Linked DNA regions of Homo sapiens: region 1 is linked to region 2. Evidence: chromatin contacts called from ENCODE Hi-C data. All regions are on one chromosome and are shown on one strand. The core of a region is the stretch at or near the end of the contact, and the rest is flanking DNA. Distances in the headings are between cores, read along the strand shown. Region 1 has its middle 38 kb from the start of ITPR2. Region 2 has its middle 24 kb from the start of STK38L.

Region 1 (3,258 bases), core at 715-3,214, 350 kb after region 2:
ATCTTTTCTCATCAGATATGCACACCCTACTTCTCCATAGCAAGACCACAGCCACTGTTAATGAACCTTGTGTAATATGTATAATAGGTGGTTGGGTGGGTGTGGCTCCATCCTACCCACTTATCTCATCCGTTACAAATGTACACCCTAAGTAAAATCCATAAAGGTAAGCCTTGGGTTCACTATTCCTATAGAGCTGATGAAACAAATGCTTATGACTAAGACCTCCCCATGGCCCTTAGTGGTTCCTAATGAATGAGTTTTGAGTAGAAACATTATCTTTAATGACAGCCTTTAAGCATGCACAGCACCTGCCTCCGCATCTCTTTAAGTGAACATTATCAGTGATGTTTTCTAGGCTTCACATACAGCATTGGAGGAGATAAAATCTTAGATCTAGAGTGGAATTCATAACTGCTATTTTTCTTTTTAAAATTGAGGTACAATTTTCACACAATAAAGTGCACAGGTCTTAAGTGTTCAATTTAGTGAGTTTTGACAATTCCACACAGCCATGTAACTGCTATCCAAAACAAAAATTTAACATTTTCATTACCCCAGACATTTCCTTATGCTCCTTTCCAGTCAACTGTCCCCCCAGCATGGCAGCATTTTTCAGTATGACAGCTCCCACATATTCTTAGGGGTGCTTTCTATTTTATTTAACATTGAAACTCTCACAACTGCCTTCTGTTGGAAGTAGGCTAATAATGAGAGCCAACACTTGCTAAGAAGAGATTTCATGCATCATCGCACTTAATATTCATAACTATCCTGTGAGGTAGGAACTATTATTTCTTCATTTTACAGATAAGGAAACTGAAGCTTAATGAGATAAAGTTGCTCACGGGTCAATGAGCTCTTCAGTAGCAGAGCTGGGATTTGAACTCAGATTGGTCTGATTCCAGACCTTGACTTTGTAACCAATATGCTACTGTGCTAAGGAGCAGAGGTGCCTCACGGTTTAGATAATGAGTGCGATTTTTCCCAGGTCTGGATTTTGTAAGAAAGGAAAAAAAGTATAAGTTGTTTATATATATATGTGTATATATATACACATATATATATACATATTCACAGTATAATCCCATTTCATTTAATATACTTATGAGACTTGTTCCCCTTTCATTAAATTGTGCCAGCAAGATTTTTACTAGTTGACTGTTAAGAACTGGTAATAGTAATAATGATCATCATAATGATGACTTTTATGAGAGCAACCATTTTTTAATACTTAACTATGTGTCAGGTGCTGTGTGAAACACTGCACCTAAATTTCCTTATTTAGTTCTCGTAATCACTATAATGGTAGTGTCTGTTACTAACATTTTTTTTTTTTTTTTTGAGACACAGTCTTGCTCTGTCACCCAGGCTGGAGTGCAGTGGCACAATCATGGCTCACTGCAACCTTGACCTCCTGGGCTCAAGTGATTCTCCCACCTTAGCCTCCCGAGTAGCTGGAACCCACCATGCCCAGCTAATTTTTTAGTTTTGTAGAGATGGGGTCTCGCCATGTTGCCCAGGCTGATCTTGCACTCCGGGGCTCAAGCATTCCTCCCACCTCAGCCTCCCAAACTGCTGGGATTACAGGTGTGAGTCACTACGCCCAGCCCATTTTTACAGGCTAAAAATGTGAGGCTTAGAGAGTCTGAGTGACTTGCGAAAGCTGCACAGCTAGAAAGTAGTGGAGCCGATTTTGAATCTTGGCAGTCTACCCAGAGAGCCTTTACTTTCAACCACTACATCCTCTTGATCCTCTGCATATGCCCTCGGTCCTGTTGATAAAGAATGGTCTTGGTTCCTGCCTGAAACAGCTTTCATCAGAATTAAATATGTGTGTGTGAATTCTGCCAGCTGGCTCTTTTTTAGATAAGATCATTTTAGTTCCAAACACTTAGGTCCACCTGGGCTTTAGAACGTGGGAAATAGCCAGGCTGGCCCTGGGCCAAGTTGTGAAGTAAAGGAAGTGTGTCTGGGACATTTTATCCTCCTCTGCACGTTGCCATACCCTCTAAAGATCCTATCAACCAAAGACTGCTCACCTTTCAATTCCTGGAGCCCAAGTCTTGCCAGAGGAACTGAGTCCTTCAGCTGTGGGCTTGTTGAGAGCCCTGCTTTTGCCCCTCCCTTGCCCCAGCCTGGGGTGGCTTTTCCCATTTATATCGAAGCCAGTTTCACTCTAGCTTTCCTGTCCAAGCCTGTGCTGATACCCTTAGGTAGGGAGGCTGGTAGAGGCTCTCCGGACATCCGAGGCTCTCTAGAAATAGGGCCTTTATCTATTTTTGGCAATCTCAGAGGTGTGTCTTCCAGTACTGATAGGAAAGGCAGGCAGGGCAACCTTACTGATAACAACAGCTCATCTGCAGATAGCATTGAATCTGTGTGCTGTGCTGTTCTGAGTGCTTTATAATACATATTAGTTTATTTAATCCTCAGTACAGCTCCAGGCAGTGTGTTTGTCAAGGCAAGAGACAGGGGTCACACAGGTGGAATTCTGAAGAGAATTTAAGGAAGGGACTATTTACAGATGAGTAGGTAGATTTAAGTGAATCCATGAGGGATGGGGAGGCATCCAGGAAACCAGCAGCAGTGGGCAGCTGTTCCCAGCCCTGGGCAGAAGGGGCAAGCCAAGGACCTCGTGTAACCGGAGCCTGATGAGGAGCTGCTGTAGGAAGGGCAGCTCTGCGGAGCTGTCTGTGTCTAGAGGGATGTGGCCAGAGCCCCAGTGGTGTGTGGGCAGGTGAGGAGTGAGGGAAACGCTGACTGCTCTCTCTTTCCTGTTTCCTTCCCGTTTCCCATTGGCTGAAACAACCAAAAGCCTGAGGTCAAGGGGTCAGTCCAGGTGATACAGGCTTGATGTGTCAGTCCCCAGAGGGCTCAGTACAGGGCCTAAAGGCACACCGAGAATAATCAGCCCATGAAGGAAGTGAGGCACAGAGAGGCTGAGCCATGGGCCCACATTCAAGGAGCTGGGAAGTGGCAGAACCAGGATCTGAACTGAGGCTGATAAATCTGCTCTTAACCACTCCACCACACTGGCTCTAGCATTTTCTTTCACACTTACGTAGTGTCTTACAGTTTTCAGAGAGATACTGGTGCCAAAAGACCTGAGAAACTACTTTGGAAGGTGCCCCAGTCGTATTATTCCCATCGAATTGATTCTAGTCTGACTCTAGGATCAGACTTTTGGTGTCACTATTAGGTAGAACTACTGGGATGAATGTAGTCCAATCTATGTAAGTTGTAAATTAAAAATAA
Region 2 (3,506 bases), core at 12-2,511:
ACCATGGCTCATGCCTGTAATCCCAACACTTTGGGAGGCCAAGGCAGGAGGATCACTTGATCCCAGAAGTTTGAGAACAGCCTGTGTAACAGAGAGAGACCCCCATCTCTACCCAAAATCAATCAATCAATAAAATAAAAAATTTAGAAAAGGTGATCTGATGAGCTAAGCAGAAGAGGTGGGCTTTATAGGCAGAAAAGGGGTTAAAAAAAAGCAGAAATAAGGAACAAAAAGTGAATCGGTCATTTCAAAGTTACTTTCCTTATCGGATTAAAGCAGGGGGTACTCCTTTATCATGCCAGCTAAAACTGGCCTGTTAGGGGATTTGGCTATGCTGTCTTTCCCTCTTTCTCTCTCTCCCCCTTAGTTTCTTGAAAGGTAGATGACTTAGTTTCTGTTTGGTGACATGAAACTTTAGCATGAGTGACTCCATTTTGGTTTGATCTGTAGAGGCCCAGTCCAAATCAATAGCATCGTACAAATTTTATTTAAAAGAATAGTGCTGCTGGGCGTGGTGGCTCATGCCTGTAATGCCAACAATTTGGGAGGCTGAGGCCAGTGGATCACTTGAGGTCAGGAGTTTGAGACCAGCCTGGCCAACATGCTGAAACTCCATCTCTACTAAAAAATACAAAAATTAGCCAGGCATGGTGGTGTGTGTCTGTAGTCCCAGCTACTCAGGAGGCTGAGGCATGAGAATTGCTTCAGCCTGGGAGGTGGAGGTTGCAGAGATTGCACCACTGCATTCCAGCCTGGGCGACACAACGAGACTCTGTCTCCATTAAAAAAAATAAAAAAAGGATAGTGTCTACCTCAGTGAGACTGGAGCCAGTTTTTAGCTCCACAGCTACATAAGGAGTTGATAGAAAAACTGGAGTAATGAACACTGTTTTCCAGTTCATCTCACTGGTGTGTGGAGTTGATTTGGTTTTGCCAGTGTTATTTAGCATCCTTTTAAAATCACCCCTCCCCAACCCATCTCCTCGTACAGCTGCCCACAGGCCTGGCTCAGAAATCTGTCTCAGAAACTGAGTACCACCTAGTCTAGTCACAGTTTCTTTATGAACTACTCTGCCTTGGCTCACTGACTTGAAGTTGACAACTTACTCTTGAATAATTTAACTCCTTTCTTGGAACTGACTCCTTCTTCAGACTTCTCTTAACTTTCACTTCTGCATGTGGGAAGAAAGTAAAGGTATTAGAGACACACTGTGTAACTGGCTACAGGGTACATGGACCTTATTTCCCCCTCCCTGACAGCAAGGGCTTGTACTCAGCCTGATGTCTGGGCATAATATAAACCTAGCTTGATCTCTATTCATCACAGTCTCCACCTTTACTTACTTGAGTGTGATGATTTGTTTGAGATGTTTTGCTTTACTCATGAGGGTATGGAAATACGAAAAAAAGATAGATTGACTCATACTGTAATTCTACACTGATACATTGCAGCAATATTAACATTAATTCAATTTAAAATTCCACATTCCACATGTGTATTTGGCAATGTAGTTCTGGGAGGTAATTTGGAAATACATATCAAAACCTTAACAATAGTTACATTAGTCAAGAGCCTTGATTGCCAAAGACAGAAAGCCAGTTCAGATTAGTTTAAATAAACAGGGAAATTTATTAGGTCAAATAATTGGACAAGTCTAGGGAAGCACCTTGCTTCGGTCATGGCTGAGACCAGGAACTGAAATGATGGCATCAGGCTGGGCGCAGTGGCTGACACCTCTAATCCCAGCACTTTGGAAGCCTGAAGCAGGAGGATCGCTTGAGGCCAGGAGTTCCAGACGAGCTGGGGCAACATAGTGAAACCCTATCTCTACAAAAATAAAAATAAATTAGCCAGGCATGGACGTGCACACCTGTAATCACAGCCACTGGGGAGGCTGAAGCAGGAGAATGGCTTGAACCCAAGAGTTTGAGGCTGCAGTGAACCATGAACGCGTCACTGCACTCCAGCCTGGGTGACAGTGAGACCTTGTCTCAAAAAAAAAAGAAAGAAAGAAAGAGAAAAAAGATGTCAGTAGGAATCCCCCTTTGTCACTTCATTATTTAGCTCTGCTTTCTTCCATGTTGGCATCAAGAGGGCCCTCATCAGTCCCAACCTTAAATGATTTTTGGTGCCATTTAAGAATTTCAGAAGGAAAGAGATGTTTTCATCCAAGAGTTATTATCAGACCTAGAAAATTTCCCTCTTATTGGCCCTACTTAGATCATATGCTCACTCCTGGACCAGTCACTGTGCCTGGAGTGGTAGGAGACAGGGCACTCTGATCAGTCCCAGCCATGTGATGAAACATTTTACCAGTTGTGGGAGAGGCAGATACTAAAAGGCAATGAGAGAGTGAGGTAGGAGGTCAGTTCTATCATGTGAAAATGAGAAGAAACTCTAGGCAGGCAGAAACAAGTGATATCAAAATACAATGTTCATTCTCGTCTATGAATATTTACCCTTAAGAAATAATCAGAAGTGTGAGAGAGTTATGCAGTTATTCCTCACAGAATTATGTATAATAATAAAAATTGGCTGAACATGGTGGCTCACGCCTGTAATCCCAGCATTTTAGGAGGCTGAGATGGGTGGATCACTGGGGCCCAGGAGTTCAAGACCAGCCAGGCAACATAGGGATACCCCTGCACTACAAAAAAAAAAAAAATTAAAAAATTAGTCAAGCTTCGTGGCACATGCCTGTAGTCCCAGCTACTCAGGAGGCTGAGGTGGGAGGATCACCTGAGCCAGGGAGGTTGAGGCTGCAGTGAGCCATGATCACGCCACTGCACTCCAGCCTGGGTGACAGTGAGACCTTGTCTCAAATAATACAATCTAGAAAGAATTGGAATGTTTAATAGTAAGGGATTTCTTGAATAAATTGGTACCTGGATTCAACAGAACACTATGTGGCCTTTGAAAAGTATTATAGAGGAAAACTCAGCGACATGAAAAAATGTTCAAGGTATCTTGTTAGGCACAACAACAGTATGCGAATCATGATCCCAATTTGTGTGTGTGTGTGTGTGTACATACACACACACACACACACACATATCTTTTTATATACATTTTATGCATATTATATACATTTTATCTATTTAAAACATAACATGTAAATGTTATGAAAGAGTGAAATAATATACTTTACAATGTTGATTACTTCTAGTTGTTGAAATTAGGGATAATTTTCATCATTCTGGTACTTTTCTCTATTTTCTACAGTAAATGTGTCTTTTTAAAAATTAAAAACATTATTGAAAAGCCTTTAATTCCTCCCTGCCAATTTAAAACTGATCATGCTATTTCTGTCTGTGAGAAAAGGAGCTGAAATGGAGAGTCTAATTACTGATAAATAGCAATCATCGGTTAGACTTTAAGCAGAGTATTTAGAAGAATAAATTATTCACCAGTATTTTAAGATTAGCTGAAACCCAAATGTATTCTCTATTATGTCTTATTTCCATATTTTGAGGCTTTATCTGTATGCACACTGCTGACTTTTTCA

The links. Hi-C counts contacts between places; a loop is a spot of excess contacts on that map. Pooled maps may share reads with other maps.
Region 1: a map with no recorded cell type shows a loop between it and region 2 (2.3-fold over the local background). The contact joins two enhancer-like sites. A Hi-C loop is called at or near these places in 1 of 168 maps with a recorded cell type or tissue (posterior vena cava), 5 of 37 single-sample maps with no recorded cell type and 4 of 50 pooled maps.

What each region holds. Positions count from the first base shown.
Region 1 is chr12:26,869,662-26,872,919 of GRCh38, reverse strand. No RefSeq gene overlaps it. Among named protein-coding and RNA genes, the nearest start is that of ITPR2, 38 kb to the right of the region's middle. Within about 2 kb of position 1,964, at least 13 of the 41 ENCODE cell types and tissues checked have a DNase peak (open chromatin) inside an H3K27ac peak, as active enhancers do.
Region 2 is chr12:27,218,071-27,221,576 of GRCh38, reverse strand. No RefSeq gene overlaps it. Among named protein-coding and RNA genes, the nearest start is that of STK38L, 24 kb to the left of the region's middle. RefSeq lists enhancers at 926-995, 1,016-1,185, 1,326-1,375. Within about 2 kb of position 1,261, at least 2 of the 41 ENCODE cell types and tissues checked have a DNase peak (open chromatin) inside an H3K27ac peak, as active enhancers do.